Linked DNA regions of Homo sapiens: region 2 is linked to region 1. A link is a contact called in ENCODE Hi-C or POLR2A ChIA-PET data. All regions are on one chromosome and are shown on one strand. The core of a region is the stretch at or near the end of the contact, and the rest is flanking DNA. Distances in the headings are between cores, read along the strand shown.

Region 1 (2,700 bases), core at 141-2,640:
CAACCGAGCCATGGTTCAGGCTAAGTTCCCGCTGGTGCCCCTACCTGGAACGCTCTTCAGATAGTGGCTCCTTCTCACCCATTCAAATGTCCCAGGCCTTTCCTGACAGGCCCTGCCCATCTCTCTCTCTCTCTCTCTCAATTTCCCTGCTTGCTTTTTGTTGTTGTTGTTGTTGTTGTTTGATTTTTGGTCCTTTTTTTTTTTTTTTTTTGAGGCAGAGTCTTCCTCTGTCGCCCAGGCTGGAGTGCAGTGGCATGATCTCGGCTGACTGCAATCTCTGCCTCCCAGGTTAAGGTGATTCTCCTGCCCCAGTCTCCTGAGTAGCTGGGATTACCAGTGCCCGCCACCATACCTGGCTAATTTTTGTATTTTTAGTAGAGACAGAGTTTCACCATGTTGGCCAGGCTGGTCTCAAACTCCTGACCTCAAGTGATGTGCCCGCCTCAGCTTCCCAAAGTGCTGGGGTTACAGGCATGAACCCCACCACGCCTAGCCGATTTATTTTCTTTCCCTTTTTTTTCCCCCAGACAGGACCACTGGATTGGAGTGGTGCCATCATAGTTCATTTTAATTTCCAACTCCTAGGCTCAAGTGATCCTCCCGCCTCAGCCTCCTGAGTATCTAGGACTACAGGTGTGCACCACCATGCCTGGCTAATTTTTTATTTTTATCCTTTTTTGTAGAGACAGGGGATCTCACTATGTTGCCCAGGCTGGTCTCAAACACCCAGCCTTAAGCAATCCTCCTCCTGCCTCAGCCTCCTAAGTAGCTGGGATTATAGGTGTGAGCCACCATGCCTGACTTTTTATCTCACTTTTTGTAGAGACGGGGTATCGCTATGTTGACCAGGCTGGTTTTGAACTCCTGGCCTCAAGCAGTCCTCCTGCCTGGGCCTCCCAAAGCGTTGAGATCACAGACGTGAGCCACCTTGCCTGGCCTACTTCCTTTCTTCCTGTAAAATTGCCTTGTTGGTTTGTCTACTTGTTTTCTGTTCATCCTGTTCACTCTTGTCTCCAGCTCCTAGAACAGTACCTCACACAGAGTAACGGCTCCATGTGTTTTGTGACAGGGAAGCAGACAGTGTGGCTTGTTGGAGAGGAGCCACATACCCCCGCCCCCCGATTCATACATGGTGTGACTCAGCCCGAACCATTGCTCAGTTGAGTTGGATTTGAGATGATGCACTGCCCACTCCCGTGATACAGCTGTGTGTGAGGTCAGCACAGTCTTGGGGTGCTGCCAGACAACTTAGTTTGAATTCTCCCTTTGACTCATTGGAACCTAGACCTCAGCACCAAAGATGTCCCCATACCAGTAACCCGGGCAACAGAATGCAGATAAAGGACAGGAGACAAAAGGCGCAGGTTCTGACACATTCTTTGCTTGTGTCATCAGCTAGCAAGTATTCACAGGCACATCCAACCTCCATCCTTACATTCCACAAGGATTTGAGTGTCTGTTATAGGCAAGGGACAATGCTAGGTTTTTTTTTCTAAAAACAAACTTGGGGCTGGGCATGGTGGCTCACACTTGTAATCCTAGCACTTTGGGAGGCCAAAGCGGGTGGACTGCCTGAGCTCAAGAGTTCGACAACTCTTGGTAACATGGTGAAACCCCGTCTCTGCCAAAAATACAAAAAATTAGCCAGATGCAGTGGCGTGCACCTGTGGCCCAGCTTCTCGGGAGGCTGAGGTGTGAGGATCACTTGAGCCCGAAAGGTGAAGGCTGCAGTGGGCCGCGATTGCACCACTGAACTCTAGCCTGGGCAACAGAGTGGGACCCTGTCTCAAAACAACAACAACAAAATAAGAAAGAAAGAAAGAAAAAGCGGAAGTGAGAGATGGATGTGCGTGTAGTCGTGTGGGATAATTGCCCATGGGAAGGAAACAGAATTCAACCTCTTGGAATGTAGGGGGAGGAGGAAGCCTGAAAAAACTGTTCAAATTTGGATTCTGGGCTGAGCACAGTGGCTCACGCCTGTAATCCCAGCACTTTGGGAGGCAAGGCAGGCGGATCACTTGAGGTTCGGAGTTCGAGACTAGCCTGGCCAACATGGTGAAACCCTGTCTACAAAAAATACAAAAATTAGTCGGGCGTGGTGTTGCACACCTGTAATCCCACTACTTGGAAGGCTGGGGTAGGAGAATCACTTGAACTAGGGAGGCAGAGGTTGCAGTGAGCTGAGATCGCACCACTAAACTCCAGCCTGGGTGATAGAGCAAGACTCTGCCTCAAAAAAAAAAAAATTGGACTCTGGGTGAAATAAGTCTGTTGGGGACAAAATCTGGTGGGAGACCCAGAAGGTCAAGCTGCTTTAGAAAGAGCTCAACCACTGACTTTCCTCTTTTTGACCACATGACTCTTCCAGGTATAAAAGCCTGCCGTTGGTGGAAAAGGAAAAGGTGGTCCAGTTAGACAAGATGCCACCGGCTTCTGAAACCAGACATCTTTGAAAACCCACCCATCTACCTGCAGGAAAAGGCAAGGGACCTGACCTCGCCTGGGCTCAGGGAAGAGGTTGCTGGGATCATAACCCCAGGAAGAGACGGGATGGAAGGAGAGCATGCAGGGAGCAGAGGACAGGCTACTCTCCAAGGAGGAGAGGGAAGAGGCCACAGAAATGGAAAAGGGGCCAGGACAAGTCAGTGGAGAGATGGTCAGGGCCTGGCGAGGAGGAGCAGGACAAAAGCGGTGGAGCTC
Region 2 (2,700 bases), core at 124-2,623, 47 kb before region 1:
GGCAGAGTTTGCAGTGAGCCAAGATTGCACCATTGCACTCCAGCCTGGGCGACAACAAGACCCTGTCTCAAAAAAAAAAAAAAAAAAAAAAAAACAACTTAATCTTCATTTCTACCTCCATCCCCCAGACAACCACGAGTCTACTTTCTGACTCTATAACTTTGCCTATTCTGGACATATCATATAAATAAATGAAATCTGACAATATATGTACATGGTCTTTTACGTCTGGCTTGTTTCACTCAACATAAGGCTGTAGTGTGTATGGGTAGCTCATTCCTTTTCTTTGCCAAATAGAATTCCAGTATATGGATGTGCCACTTTTTTATTCACTCACCAGCTGATGGGCTGCCAGGTAACATTTCCACTGTTGGTGACTATGACCAACACTGCTGTGAACATTTAGGACTGAGTCTTTAAGTAGACCTGAGTTTCCACTTCTCTTAAGTAAATACCTACGGTGGAATTGTTGGATCGCATGGTGAATTTATGTTTAACTTTTTAAGCAACTGCCACCTGCTTTCCAAAGCAGGGACACCACCTCCCATTATTCTCACCAGCAGTGAATGAGGCCCCTATCTCTCTACATTCTCGCCGACCATAGGCATTGTCTGACTTTTTGCTTGTGGCCATTCTAGTGGATGTGAAATCATATCTCATTGTGCCCTGTGATTGTTTGAATGAACTAATAGATCACCTGTGAAACTGGACAGCACTTGGGTTTGAACCCTAGTGGTGACATTTCACAAGCTGTATCACCTGGAGCAAGTCACTTCCCTACGGTGAAGGACAAGGATTTTATGACATAAAAGCGTTGCCCTAGAAGCAGTGTCTGCTATGGATTATGTGCCCATGAAAAGGCAGCTGCTGTCATCATCGCCACCACCATTATTATTGTTATTATTATTACATTGTCACCCCAGAGATAATCCTGCACCAGTGACAGGGAAAATAGCAGCTGGCATCCGCTGCCTGCTCACGACCACACGCCAGGCTTCCGTCAAACCACTCAACATGTATTAGTAATCTTTTAATCGACCTACATATTGTTTTAATTTGCATGTGTTAATGCGTTGATCTATGAGATGGGTATTATGATGAGCTCTGTTCTGCAGGGGAGAAAGCAGAAACATGGAGAATTTAAGTCATTTCCCCCAAATCACAAAGTCAGGAAGAAACAGACCTCACGGAGCTCGCTCTCTGTCATTGCATCACACTTCCTGCCCTTACAAGGCAAATTGGATAAATGCCATTCTAGAGAAGCAGACAAAATTCAAGTGAAGAAGGGGAGAGGAAGACGTCGGCTGGGGCCTGCTTAGAGCATCCCAGCTGAGACTGCATGAGGAGGGAGGCACGCAGTTGTGGAATTTGTTCCCCTTTTAGCATGCTGACCAGCCCTGGCAACGGAGCTCAAGGCATCTATGTGCCACTGCTCAACAGTGAGTGACGTCATGGGCACGGCCAGGTCTTTATCAGTTCTGCCGGATAAATAGCCAACTGCACTAGGTCTGGAGAGACAGCAAGGTGCTGTGCGGCAGAGCATTTGGGGTCTCAAAGAAGCAGGTGAGCCTGGGCCCGAGGGGCTGGGTGGAGGAGCACCTTGGTGCTTCTCTGCTGGGGAAGGGACAGGGGACAGGGCATGCTCAGGAAGACAGGCAGGCTGACCCCGCCTGGAAGGCACCCAGAGACAAGAGGGGTGGGCGTAGTGACCTCGTGCCCTTTTAGGGGAGATGCTGCTGGCCAGAGGCCGTTAGGGCCCCCACTACCAACTCCATGTTACTCTCTCTCACCAGTGGCCACCACCATGGATACAGGCCCCGACCAGTCCTACTTCTCCGGCAATCACTGGTTCGTCTTCTCGGTGTACCTTCTCACTTTCCTGGTGGGGCTCCCCCTCAACCTGCTGGCCCTGGTGGTCTTCGTGGGCAAGCTGCAGCGCCGCCCGGTGGCCGTGGACGTGCTCCTGCTCAACCTGACCGCCTCGGACCTGCTCCTGCTGCTGTTCCTGCCTTTCCGCATGGTGGAGGCAGCCAATGGCATGCACTGGCCCCTGCCCTTCATCCTCTGCCCACTCTCTGGATTCATCTTCTTCACCACCATCTATCTCACCGCCCTCTTCCTGGCAGCTGTGAGCATTGAACGCTTCCTGAGTGTGGCCCACCCACTGTGGTACAAGACCCGGCCGAGGCTGGGGCAGGCAGGTCTGGTGAGTGTGGCCTGCTGGCTGTTGGCCTCTGCTCACTGCAGCGTGGTCTACGTCATAGAATTCTCAGGGGACATCTCCCACAGCCAGGGCACCAATGGGACCTGCTACCTGGAGTTCCGGAAGGACCAGCTAGCCATCCTCCTGCCCGTGCGGCTGGAGATGGCTGTGGTCCTCTTTGTGGTCCCGCTGATCATCACCAGCTACTGCTACAGCCGCCTGGTGTGGATCCTCGGCAGAGGGGGCAGCCACCGCCGGCAGAGGAGGGTGGCGGGGCTGTTGGCGGCCACGCTGCTCAACTTCCTTGTCTGCTTTGGGCCCTACAACGTGTCCCATGTCGTGGGCTATATCTGCGGTGAAAGCCCGGCGTGGAGGATCTACGTGACGCTTCTCAGCACCCTGAACTCCTGTGTCGACCCCTTTGTCTACTACTTCTCCTCCTCCGGGTTCCAAGCCGACTTTCATGAGCTGCTGAGGAGGTTGTGTGGGCTCTGGGG

What was found. Hi-C counts contacts between places; a loop is a spot of excess contacts on that map. ChIA-PET counts read pairs that join two places held with the same protein, here RNA polymerase II (POLR2A). Pooled maps may share reads with other maps.
Region 2: a loop to region 1 is called in a map with no recorded cell type, with 2.0 times the contacts of the local background. The contact joins the promoter of FFAR3 here to the promoter of LINC01531 in region 1. A Hi-C loop is called at or near these places in 4 of 168 maps with a recorded cell type or tissue (CD14-positive monocyte, GM12878, HepG2 and 1 more), 24 of 37 single-sample maps with no recorded cell type and 13 of 50 pooled maps. POLR2A ChIA-PET finds 5 or more read pairs at or near these places in 3 of 52 experiments (GM12878, H1 and K562).

The regions. Positions count from the first base shown.
Region 1 is chr19:35,404,217-35,406,916 of GRCh38, forward strand. It overlaps LINC01531 (long intergenic non-protein coding RNA 1531), which reads left to right and starts at 1,391. Exons shown (of 5, transcript NR_040046.1): 1 at 1,391-1,465; 2 at 2,369-2,700.
Region 2 is chr19:35,357,087-35,359,786 of GRCh38, forward strand. FFAR3 (free fatty acid receptor 3) reads left to right here and starts at 1,374. Exons shown (of 2, transcript NM_005304.5): 1 at 1,374-1,563; 2 at 1,794-2,700. The coding sequence starts at 1,805. RefSeq lists an enhancer at 2,695-2,700.